Regions from separate parts of the Homo sapiens genome. Here region 2 is linked to region 1. Evidence: chromatin contacts called from ENCODE Hi-C or POLR2A ChIA-PET data. All regions are on one chromosome and are shown on one strand. The core of a region is the stretch at or near the end of the contact, and the rest is flanking DNA. Distances in the headings are between cores, read along the strand shown. Region 1 overlaps RFTN1 (raftlin, lipid raft linker 1). Region 2 overlaps RFTN1 (raftlin, lipid raft linker 1).

Region 1 (5,909 bases), core at 2,548-5,047:
AACACTAATGAGCAGGAAAGTTGAGTTAAAGTTGCTTTTTCATTAGGTAACTTGGCTCCCAAACCCAAGCACTGTATAGTACTCTAACATTCCTTGCAGGTAGGAGAACAAAACCTTGGCTGGTTCACCCCTCAGGGACACTGATCCCCATCACTTGCCTTAAGCCACTTCTGAATTCACACTTTATATCCAAGAAAGTAAATGGTATTAAGAAAAAAGATATTTTCTTGGTTTTTAGTTGTTTTAGGCTAATTCATTAAATGAAGTCCACAATAAGAAACTACTTATAGACATGAGAGTAAGTTTTTGTTTTCATTTACAGTCTCTAGATTGGCAAGAAACAGTGGTAAGAAAAGAAACAGTTGGATCACCAGTCTGAGGGATATGGAAGGCAATCCAGAAAAACCTCAACATCCTTCTCCCCATTCCTTGCACACCTTTACAGCATTATTCCAGCCTGGGCTATTAGAAACAGCATCAGTAACTTTTCTTTCACACACTTCATCTCGACCATTTCTCACCAAGCAAGCCATGATGGACTGAAGACCGGTGAGCCCATGCTCAGGGCATCTTTGATGCATCTATTAAGGCCTTAAAAGTTCAGCCTGTTGGCATCAGCAGCCCTGATGAGTCCACTCACCCCCAGGAAGCTCGTTTGATTGAGGTACCTTTTCCAAGCTGCAGTTTGGTTGGTGGGTCCAAAGATTAGATTTGGTTTAGGATTTCCAGGGCCCCCTGCACCTACCAAACAGCAGACAAGTCTCTAGCCATGCAAGGTGCAGCAGGCCAAAGGCAAATAATGGTAAATCATGGCAGATGCTTCTCCAAGATAACACACAGACTCTATTAGGGCTATACCCAAGCTGGCCTGGTTTCCAGATATAGGAGAACAGACACCAGACTAGGACATTAAAAACTCCAGAATTTGGTGGGATGTTTCAGACGCTGTTTCCTACATTGAGAGACCTTACTATCTTGTTCACCATTGCATGCTCAATACAGAGCCTGAAAAAGAGTAGATAATCAATAAATATTGAATGGATCAATTTTGTTAAGTAACTTTGCCAGACAAGACTGCTTTCTCCAAAAAGAAAAGTCCACCCACAAGCTTGCCAGCTCCCTTGGGAATATATTATTATACCTATCTTGTGTCAAAGCAACATGCATTCCTTATAGTGCCATGTTGTACTCATGCTTACAAACTAATTCTGAGCTTACACTAGGGATGCCCAAGTGAAATAATCCCTTCCCTCTTTTAAGAGGGCCCAATGAGGCTGTCAAACTAATGTGTACTCCTCCTGATAAATCATGTGTATGTACCTGCAAAGTATGTTTATGCAACAGAATAGAAAAACATCTCAGTGGCTGCTAAGTGTAGCAGGTACTCCTTGCCCATGTAATTTTTACTTATCAGGAGCCCTGACCTGTAAACAAAGAAGAGTATGCCTGAAACACAGAACTGAGGAAATGACCTTCTAGACTTAATGACAGTGGCATGCAACTTGAGGCCAGAATCACCTACCTTTTCACACCAGATTTGCTTTTGAAAATATTTCGTAGATAAAATTCAACAGGACTCCTGTCTTCTGAAGCATTGGTGAAATATGGTCAAACTATAAAATGACAGTGGACCCAGTGAAATTAGAGAAAGCTTAAAATTCTTTAACGCAATATTGCTAATAATAATTAGTAGGGTGCATAGAATATTAACTTGTTTTCTGTTCCGCTTTAACCAAATTAGATAACAATTATTACCACTACCTCAAGGCTGCTTTTATGAATCCCTGCAGAAAAATAATTTGGTTTTGCTTTGACAGATAACAGTCATCAGCAAGGAATTTCATTTTACTGAAGGCAGGCTTAGTTGCTGAAATTTACTGCTTGGGTTACACACATATGCACATGCACACACACACACAGACACACACACACACACACACACACACACACACCTGAGCCCATTTTCATACAAGACTGAGTAGTGTTGCTTCTTGGTCTGGATTTAGAGTAGCTGGGAAAACAGCATGAAGAGTTTTTACATTCAGAAAGGAATGCAAAGGAATGTAAAGAATGCCTTCCTTCCTTTTAAATCTAATCTTATTACTCCCATTAGTGAATATTTAACAATAACACTAACGCTAATAGCAGACTTGGTCGCAACATCAAAAGCAACAATACCAAAGATGAATATAACAGCTTTGCTCAGAAAAACTTAAAGCTACGTCACACATATTATCTCATTTATCTTTTGAAAATCTCTTCAAACTGTAAGAGCATATTTATCTACTTTGAGACATGTTTTATGGGAACCGATTTCCTTATTACTCTTTGCATCTTCTGTTTAAAAACATGGTCTGTTTTTAACACACCTCCCAGCCAGAACCTCAACTCATAACTCATGCCATTGACTTCCTTGCATGAATCTCAAAAACAAAAACCAACTCTTAGCAATTATAGAAACCGGAAACAAAAATGAAACACAAGTAGGAAGTTAAATAACTTCACTGCATCCAACAATTGCTTTTGCCTAAACTGAAATTAAATAAATAGACACACACACACTCTCCATAAAAACTCTGCTACACAATTTATTAATGAACAGTGAAAAGAAACAGAAGCCAAAAGTGGGTCAGGAGAAACTGTTTAATCTAATAGTCTGGAAATTATATTGGAAGAAACAGATGGTTTCACAGAAGTCAATGTTACCTAGAGGAGCAAGGAGCGATTTTCTAGGAAAGAAAAATGTTTCCCTACCCTACCGCATATACTATTTTCAGCAAAGGAGGAGTCTATATTCAGCACAGGAAAAGTCCCGATATTGGCACACTTACAAAACTGGGACTAAGTGGCAGCCATCCACACATACTCAAGCTCAGACTTGGCCTTCTGAATCTGAGCTGGAGGTCAAACCTAGCCCTATTTTAAAGCTGGGAACAACAGAAGCCAGCACTACGCTCCAGTGGGTTATTGACCAACACTCATGTTCTTGATACCTAAGGAAAGTGGTCACCAACAGGTCATGGGCAGCATGACCCTTAATGTGGCTCCGGACCCTCAGAGACTCTGTGGGTCCCAGGCAGCAGCAAGACACACAGGGCACATGGAGTCGGAAGACCTCAGTGCAAGCTGCGGCTCTGTAAGACAAGACCACCCTATTTGTCAGGCTCCCTATTTGTCAAGCAGAACAAAAAACATCTCTAGACTTGTAAGGATGAATTGAGCTAAAGTATATCAAGCTGCATTGCAAACAACACAGCATAAGACAATGCTCAACCACTCAGTCTATTCTCATCCCCACCATCTATGATTCACCAAAACATGCAGCCAAATTCTCCCTAGAGTAGGGCTCAATCAAAAAGAGAACATCAAAGCTGGGGTCCTTGAATGACCGATCACAGCCAACCAAATCTCAAAGCCATACCCGAGGGACCTTTGGTATTGTCCACAATCCTTAAGAGTAAAGAATTGAAGAAGGCAAGTCTGAGTTCTGATTCTAGCTCATCACACATTCGTTGCAGAACCACGGGCACATTAGGTAACCTCACTGAGCCTTGTTTCCTCATTTGTAAAATCAAGATCTCTATAAGGATTAATTGACACTGAGCACCATGCATGCCACATTAGCTGTTATTACTGTTGCTACTGTTAACAATGATTATATCAATACCAGCAGCATCCAAGTCCACTGCTCCATCACAATACATCAGCTGCAGGGATCCCCAGAGAGGCCAGGGAGGGCGCAGGGGCAGAACAGCCTTTCTGCCATGAAGATGAAGGACTGTACGAGGAGGAGCCTCCCACCGGGGTGAGCTTAAATTTGCGGAAATATAGAAAGTCCCGCCCCACCCAACTCTGACCCTGGGGCCTCTTGCAGCAGTATCAAGGGCTGCTTAGAGCCTCCCTTCTAGCCATCCACCTTCCCTCCTCCAGGGCTTCTGACATTTTGCTCCAAGGTTTGTTTGTTTTTACTTAGAAAAAATGCCATCAACGTCAGTGACTGTATGCTCAGTTCTGCTGAAGAGCTGCAAATGTTATAGATGGATTTGTTATGTTCTAAAACTGCAGGTATCATATTTACAGAGAGGTAATAAATACCTCATTAAGGAAAGGCAAAACAAACACTTCAGAGTACTTGAGGCTCTATCTAAAGGAACCCCATGGTGAAACCCACTTTAAACCAAGAATCCTCCTGTAATGCAAATAAGTACTCATCCCCTCCAATTCTCTTCCTTCCTTTCCCTAGTTTACGATGTTGGGCTCCCCTGTAAAGCACCCCCCTCCCTCCCAGAACCTGCAGGCACCAGCAGCCAGGTATCCATCTTAGCCAGCTCCCTGAGACATCACAGACTTAAGCTGAGTCTGTTGACACCTGTTCTGTAGTGTCAACTGTAGGTGGGGTGGGGACACAGAACCAAACCACAACACCAAGACTGACTTAATGGGTCTGGTGTGCAGCTGGGCATGGGAACTTTTTAAACAAACTTTGAGAATCATTGTGTCACCTTGTATCCTTATTTTTATTCCTCTGGCCTGTCCTCCCAAATATATTCCAAGTCACCTAAAGAAAGTAAGTTATGATTTGGTCATAATACATAGGTAGGTAAGTAAACATTTGTTGAATTTATTTTATACTCAAAAGATCACACTAGTATAATTTTTTTCTGCCATCTCCACTCAAATTAAAAAAAAAAAAATTGTACTCCACATGATCTTTTAAGGTTCTCCAAGTGTGGTCCCCAGACCAGCAGCATCAGCATTGCCTGGGAACTTATTACAAAAGCAGATTCTCAGGCCTTGCCCTAGACTTACTAAATCAGAAACTTTGAGGATGGGGCCCAGGACTCTGCATTTTGACAAGCCCTCCAGGCTATTCTGATTCACTCTCAAGGTTGGGAACCACTCCTTTAAGCTAATGATTAGTTTTAAAGGCTTTTCTGGAGATTGACATTATTTTAGATGAGGCCATGGAACTGGCCTATCATCTCCCTTCACGAAATCAGAAAGGCTAATAGTGCCAGGATTTATAACTAGCCATTAGGCACCCAAACACTTAGCTCCCCACAACTTTCATTTCTTAATTTTCAGAATATAATGTAAATCATGATCCATTTTTTTAGATTAGTCTTTTTCCCAGCCGTGAAGGGAGACTGAAAGGACAACTCTTATAAACAATGATTATCAGCTGCTTCTGTAGTTGTGTGTCAGACTAACACCCCCCAGACTGGAGGTCAAAGAAAAACTGGACCTGTAGAAAACTTATTGCGCAATGTGCATGTCTTGAATAAGGAATGTCATCCTGTTATTATCATGACCACCCAAAATTTATATACAGAGTTTAAGGCTAGAATGCTGGTGGCCGAAAGCCAAGTATGAGCCTGGTCAGCACAATGTCGAAGAAAACATCCCGAAAATCAGTTCTTAAAGTCCTCTTAGACAGGAAAACCACAAAGATGGGAATTTGTAAAATGCAGCAGTGTGGAATGATCCTCGAAATTGTAATGCGTGTCATGGGAATGTCTTATAAGGAGGAACTTAAGAATAGAAATAGAAGAAGACAAGCTTGAGAAAGGGGCAAAGGTGAATAAATTACCTTTGAACTTTTTCATGTTGAAGCCCTTCAATTTAGTTTAAACCCACCACAGCACACAGAAGATTCAGGAACCAAGAAAGCCAAAGTGAAGGCTTTGCTGTTCAGTAAAACTACAAGATATCCTGCAAAGCTCCAAGTGCTTGGTGGCCTAGCAAGTTTCTTTTATAACTGCTCCAAACTCAATATCTCAATTTATTCTTCTATACCGTGGGGGTGACTCCACCTACCTCATAAGATTGTTGTTAGTTTGTTTAGAAGAGATTAATACAACAGTAGGTGCTGAATAAAAAGTAACTCTGATTATTACCTATAAAAAATG
Region 2 (5,398 bases), core at 179-2,678, 140 kb before region 1:
GTCACCCCTTGAATCTTGGCTGGTCTTGGGACTTGCTCTGACAAATAGGATATGGCAGATGTGACATTACGGTCATCCTGAACCTAGGCCTCAAGGAGCCTTGCTGTTTCTGCTCACTCTCCAGGAACCCTGCCTACGCCATGAGGACAGGCCCAGGCTAGCCTTCGGATGATGAGAGACCTGTGGCCCTGCTAAGCAGCAGACGTGAGAGATGCCATCTTGGAGCTGCTAGCTGTGGTCCACCCATCAGCGCCTGCAGGCACATGCTGAGATTAGTCGATTTCCTAAAAGTTGAAGGAAAAATCACCCAGCTGACCTGTTTGGGTTATGATTTTAACTCACTAAGCTTTGGGGAGCTTTATTACACAGCAGAAGCTAACTGGTGTATTACTATTATTACTATTATTCTAAGAACCAAATACCAGGCAAACCTCTAGGAGGAAAATTGTAATGAAAGTCACCTCATTGATTTGTGGCCGGGCTCAGTGGCTCACGCCTGTAATCTCTGCACTTTGGGAGGCAGAGGTGGGTGGATCATGAGGTCAGGAGATCGAGACCACCCTGGCCAACATGGTGAAACCTCGTCTCTACTAAAAATACAAAAATTAGCCAAGCATGGTGGCAGGCGCCTGTAGTCCCAGCTACTCGGGAGGCTGAGGCAGGAGAATCGCTTGAACCCAGGAGGCGGAGGTTGCAGTGAGCCCAGATTGCGCCACTGCACTCCAGCCTGGCGACAGAGCGAGACTCCATCTCAAAAAAAAAAAAAAAAAGAAAAGAAAGTCACCTCATTTGATTTGAGAGAAATACAATGATATAGTTACTGCTGAAGGGGAGTGTTCCTAATTTGTCACCACACTCAAGGCTGGCACACCTAGCCCTTATTTGCTCCAGGCCGGACACTTTGGCCTTGCATTACCTCTGGAGCCCTGAAGTCTAATTTATGATAACCTACTGTGAGGCCCAGCAGTGCCACCAGCTTGCCCTGGAAGAGAGAGATAAAAACCCACACTGGGTAGATCGTCCTAGCTCGAGATGTTGCCCTGGCTTCTCCTAAAGCACCATGCCAAGCTGGCAAGAAAACCAAACCTGCATGTGCAAGATAACATTCTCCTGGATTCTGGGACACGCTGGGTGATCTGGTCCTGGTACATGCGGTTTCTCTAACGTCAGTTACTTGGAAGGCAGAAAGAAGAAAGGGGCTACGGGATGGAAGGGCAGGAGATGGCATGCATCCTTATTATCAGGGGTGTCTGCCCACACACACCTGCATGAGCAGAATGAGAACCAGGCAAGGCATGCAACCACGCAAGGCTCCTGATCACAGGGAAGGTAATGAGGCCGGACATGCGGCGGCTAAGGGGCGATGGCTGGGGCCAACTCTGACCCGTAGCAGGGACAGGCACTGCAGTTCTGACTGTGGTTAAGCAACACAAAGCTGCCACATCCTGTCAGCTGCTCATCGGGACCACGTATGCAATAGCACAGGGCTCCTGTCCTCTAGAAGCTGACATCTTAAACACACATTGAGTGCTTCAGGGTGAGGGGGTCCTCCCAGGCCAACTTAGAAATAGCTTTGTTTGATAACAATTAAAAAAGAAACATTTTCTCCATCCAGAGACTTGCCAGGTCCCTCCTACTGGCTTTGATGAGAGAGAAAACTAGGCTTTCTGGGAGTAAATGGGACTTGCTACTTTATTACTCTCTTTAGACTATCAGAGATGAATGAGGGATCCTATATCATATCTTTAGCCCTTCTTTCTGATTTTTCACCTTATGTATTACCTAGAAAAGAGAAAAGGGATTGAAAAAAGGAGCTTTTCCAAAGTGTATAATTAAAAAGTTGTTTATTTTGGAGTTGGGGACCTGGGGAGAGAGCCAGTCTGTCTGCAGGAATTCTAGAACCCAAAACTGTCAACGTTGTCCCCTCCACCTGTCAGCAGTGGATTCCTAACAGCTTACTGATAATCATAAAATGCAAACCCAGAAGAGGTCTCTGAATAAAGGTTGGTTCAAAACCTTAAGAGACAGGGAAATGGAGATTAAAGATTATTTCACTGTCCTAGCTAACAACGAACAGAGCCACACAACACACCATGTGCTGGGCTGTCACAGTCTTGACTCACTAAGGAAGGGATTGGGTAAGACATGGGATTTCTCTCTCCCTAACTTTCTCTGCCTGGTAACTTCAAAGGTGCCACATTCTCAAGCCATGCTGGAGCAATCACAGTTGGCCAATATTCTCTTTGTGGTGACTCAACTGTCAGTATCATGTTGCTATGGCTACCACAATTCTCACTCAGCCCTCCCTCCTTATGCTCTGCTCTTATTTAAACCAAATTGCATTGCACTAATCCCACAGCATGCTCTTTGAGGACCCAGCTCTGATAGGGCTTCTGAGGTGCCAGAAACCTCCAGCTGGAATATCCTGCCTTCAGGACACATCAGACATCTGGCTGTTCATTAGTCCAATGTTACAAGTCCTGCAGTCCACCTCCCATTCTATCTGGCTCCCTGCTCTACCAGAGACAAATCCACCAGAGCCATAACAGATGCGCTGCCGGGTCCCCATCAGCATCTGCACTGAGACCTACCACGGGACAAACCAATGATGAAAAACCCAAAGTCCAGAAAATGAAAATGGTCTCAGAGAGACTGGCCAATCCTATTTGGGGTCCTCTAGAAAATTCTCCCATCACTCTTCCCTGTCCTACCATTTCCACATATTGATCATGACTTGGTGCTTCGTTTTTCTGCCCCTGCACTAGAACACAAACTCCACAAAGGCAAGGAGTTTATCTTGTTCTTGATGAATCCCAGGCACTTAAGGAAGTATTTGTTCGATAATTAGTTGTTGAGTGAGTGAATAAATGCACCTGTCCTAGCATTTTGTGGGTAGGTTCTGCCACCATTGTCTTGTACTCTCAAAGTCTTATCAAAATTGCTGTAAATCATGCCTAAAATGAGACATGAGTTTGCCACCAAAAATGTGAATTAATTTGCCAGGATGCTGTGTTACCATTTTTATGGGTATTTTGCATGTGGAAGTTGGAAGTATATTCACGTATGAAAATTAGACACAGTCATGTACTGGCCATAAAGCACAAGGCCATTATTTAGCTAGCCACACACAAACTTGTTTCTTCCCTGTTTCTGTTCCATTGCCACGCATTACAGAGGGTCCTATCAGGAGGTAGTGCCTGTTTCTCCATCTCTTGACTCTGAGCTGGTTTTGTGACTTTCTTTGGCCAATAGTACATTAACAAATATGATGCAAACCGCAGCATGAAATAAGCTAGCACATTGGGGCTTGCCCACTTGCTGCTTTTGGGAATCCTGTGGCTGCCATCCTGTGAAGAGGTTCAGGTTAGCTTACTGAATGTTAAGATACACAAGGCTCTGTTCTAGCCAACTGCCAGACATATGAATGAGGCCACTCTAGATCATTCAGCTACCAGCTGACATATGAGAGAGCCCAGCAGAGATCAGCAAGGTTGCCCTATGGCTGAAAAATTGATCAGATGACCTAAAGAATCATGAGCTAATACATGGTTATTTGAAGCCACTAAGTTTGGAATGGTTAGTTACACAGCAGAAGCCAACTGATAGAGACTGAAAAACAAAACATCCAACAAACATTTAATGGAGATGAGTGTTTCTGCTTCTTTCAAAGTTACCTTGTCTTTATACAGGAAGGTAACTCTGCAGTTATAGATTTTAAATAGAATAATGCTTTTGTGCTAATCCCTACCCCTCACCTTCTTGTCCAAACCGTTTCTGAACAACATCAAGAATTTTCAAGGTGAAGTCAAAGGTGAAATTTGTTTCCGTGGGATAAAAATTCCCTAGTTTCAAAAAGTAAGGCCCTCAAGAGAATGAGAAGACAAGTCAAAGACTAGGAGAAATATCTGCAAAAGCCATATCTGATAAAGGACTTTTATCCAAAATATACAAAGAATTCATAAGACTAAACAATAAGACAACAAACAACCCAATTTAAAAATGGGCAAAAGTTCTAAACAAATACCTCACCAAAGAAGATATGCAGGTAGCAAATAATAAGCATATAAAAAGATGCTCAACATCATATGTCATTAGGGAAATGCAAATAAGACAGTCCACCTTAGAATGACCACATTAGAATGGCCAAGATCCAAAACACTGACAATACTTAATGCCGGTGAGGATGTGGAACAACAGCAACTCTCGTTCACTGTGGTGGGGACGCAAAATAGTACAGCCACTACAGAAGACAGTTTGGCAGTTTCTTACAAAACTAGACATACTTTACAATATGATCCAGCAATCATACTCCTTGGTATTTACCCAAATAAGCTGAAAACTTTTGTCCACACAGAAACCTACACATGGCTGTTTATAGCAGCTTTATTCATAATTGCTAAAACTTGGAAGCAACCAAGATGCCCTTCAGTAACTGACAGAGAAACTGCAGTGGAACCATACAATGAAATATTATCCAGCACTAAAAAGCAATGAGCTCTCAAGAGATGGAGGAGCCTTAAATCCATATTACTAAGTGAAAGAAGCCAACTGGAAAAGGCTACATACTGTATGGGAACTCTGTAGATTCAGTTCAGTTTTGCTATGAACCTAAAACTACTCTAAAATATAAAGTTTATTTTTCTAAAAAAAAGTAAGGACCTTGAATCAAAACTGACATGAATTACTATACAAGAGCAAGAAAATTGAAGTCAGCAAAAACCCACCAATGGAAAACTAATTAAATAAATTAAAATTTTTCATAGATTGAAGTACTCTATGGCCATTACAAATAATGAAGTAAAAGCCTAATAACAGAAACATTTTCAGCATACAGTTACATACAAAAATGTATAACAGTTTGAAGAGTATGATACCATTTTTGTAAAAAATATGCAAATATAGATAGAATATACACAGGAAGGATTATCCTAAGATGCTATGCAGCTACCTTCTAGTGATGCTGAAAGTTGGGGTTTACTTTGCTTTCTTTTCTTGACCTGTATTTTCTAAATTATCTTTAATGACCACTTGTCACTTTTTTCAACATCTTTATTGATATATAATTGGATATCTTAAAATTCACCTATTTAAAGCAAACAATTCAGTGGTTTATAATATATTCAGAGTTATACAACCATCACCACAATCTAAGTTTAGACCACTTTCATCACCCCCCACACCAATACCCTGTACCTATTAGCAGTCACTCCCCTTTCCCCCCACCCACCCCGAGGCAACCACGAGTCCACTTTTTGTCTCTATGCACTTGCCTCACCTGGATATTTCATATAAATGGATTCATATAATATGTGGTCTTTTGCAACTGGCTTCTTTCACTTTAGCATATGTTCAAGGTTCATACATGTAGCATATATCAGTAGTTTATTCCTTTTTATTG

Evidence for each region. A loop is a pair of places that touch in the nucleus more often than their neighbours do. ChIA-PET counts read pairs that join two places held with the same protein, here RNA polymerase II (POLR2A). Pooled maps may share reads with other maps.
Region 2: a loop to region 1 is called in a pooled map, with 2.5 times the contacts of the local background. The contact joins two enhancer-like sites. A Hi-C loop is called at or near these places in 1 of 168 maps with a recorded cell type or tissue (Caco-2) and 4 of 50 pooled maps. POLR2A ChIA-PET finds 5 or more read pairs at or near these places in 4 of 52 experiments (OCI-LY7, T-cell, activated CD4-positive, alpha-beta T cell and 1 more).

Annotation. Positions count from the first base shown.
Region 1 is chr3:16,479,079-16,484,987 of GRCh38, forward strand. All of the region lies in intron 2 of RFTN1 (raftlin, lipid raft linker 1), which reads right to left. LOC124906219 (a long non-coding RNA gene) reads left to right here. Exons shown (of 3, transcript XR_007095839.1): 3 at 323-5,909. Among named protein-coding and RNA genes, the nearest start is that of RFTN1, 32 kb to the right of the region's middle. RefSeq lists an enhancer at 3,602-4,454. Within about 2 kb of position 3,798, at least 17 of the 41 ENCODE cell types and tissues checked have a DNase peak (open chromatin) inside an H3K27ac peak, as active enhancers do; they include OCI-LY7, where a contact is called at or near this core.
Region 2 is chr3:16,336,988-16,342,385 of GRCh38, forward strand. The region is part of intron 7 of RFTN1 (raftlin, lipid raft linker 1); the gene reads right to left. It also overlaps a transcript of OXNAD1 not described here. Among named protein-coding and RNA genes, the nearest start is that of OXNAD1, 74 kb to the left of the region's middle. RefSeq lists a silencer at 1,311-1,370. Within about 2 kb of position 1,429, at least 12 of the 41 ENCODE cell types and tissues checked have a DNase peak (open chromatin) inside an H3K27ac peak, as active enhancers do; they include OCI-LY7, where a contact is called at or near this core.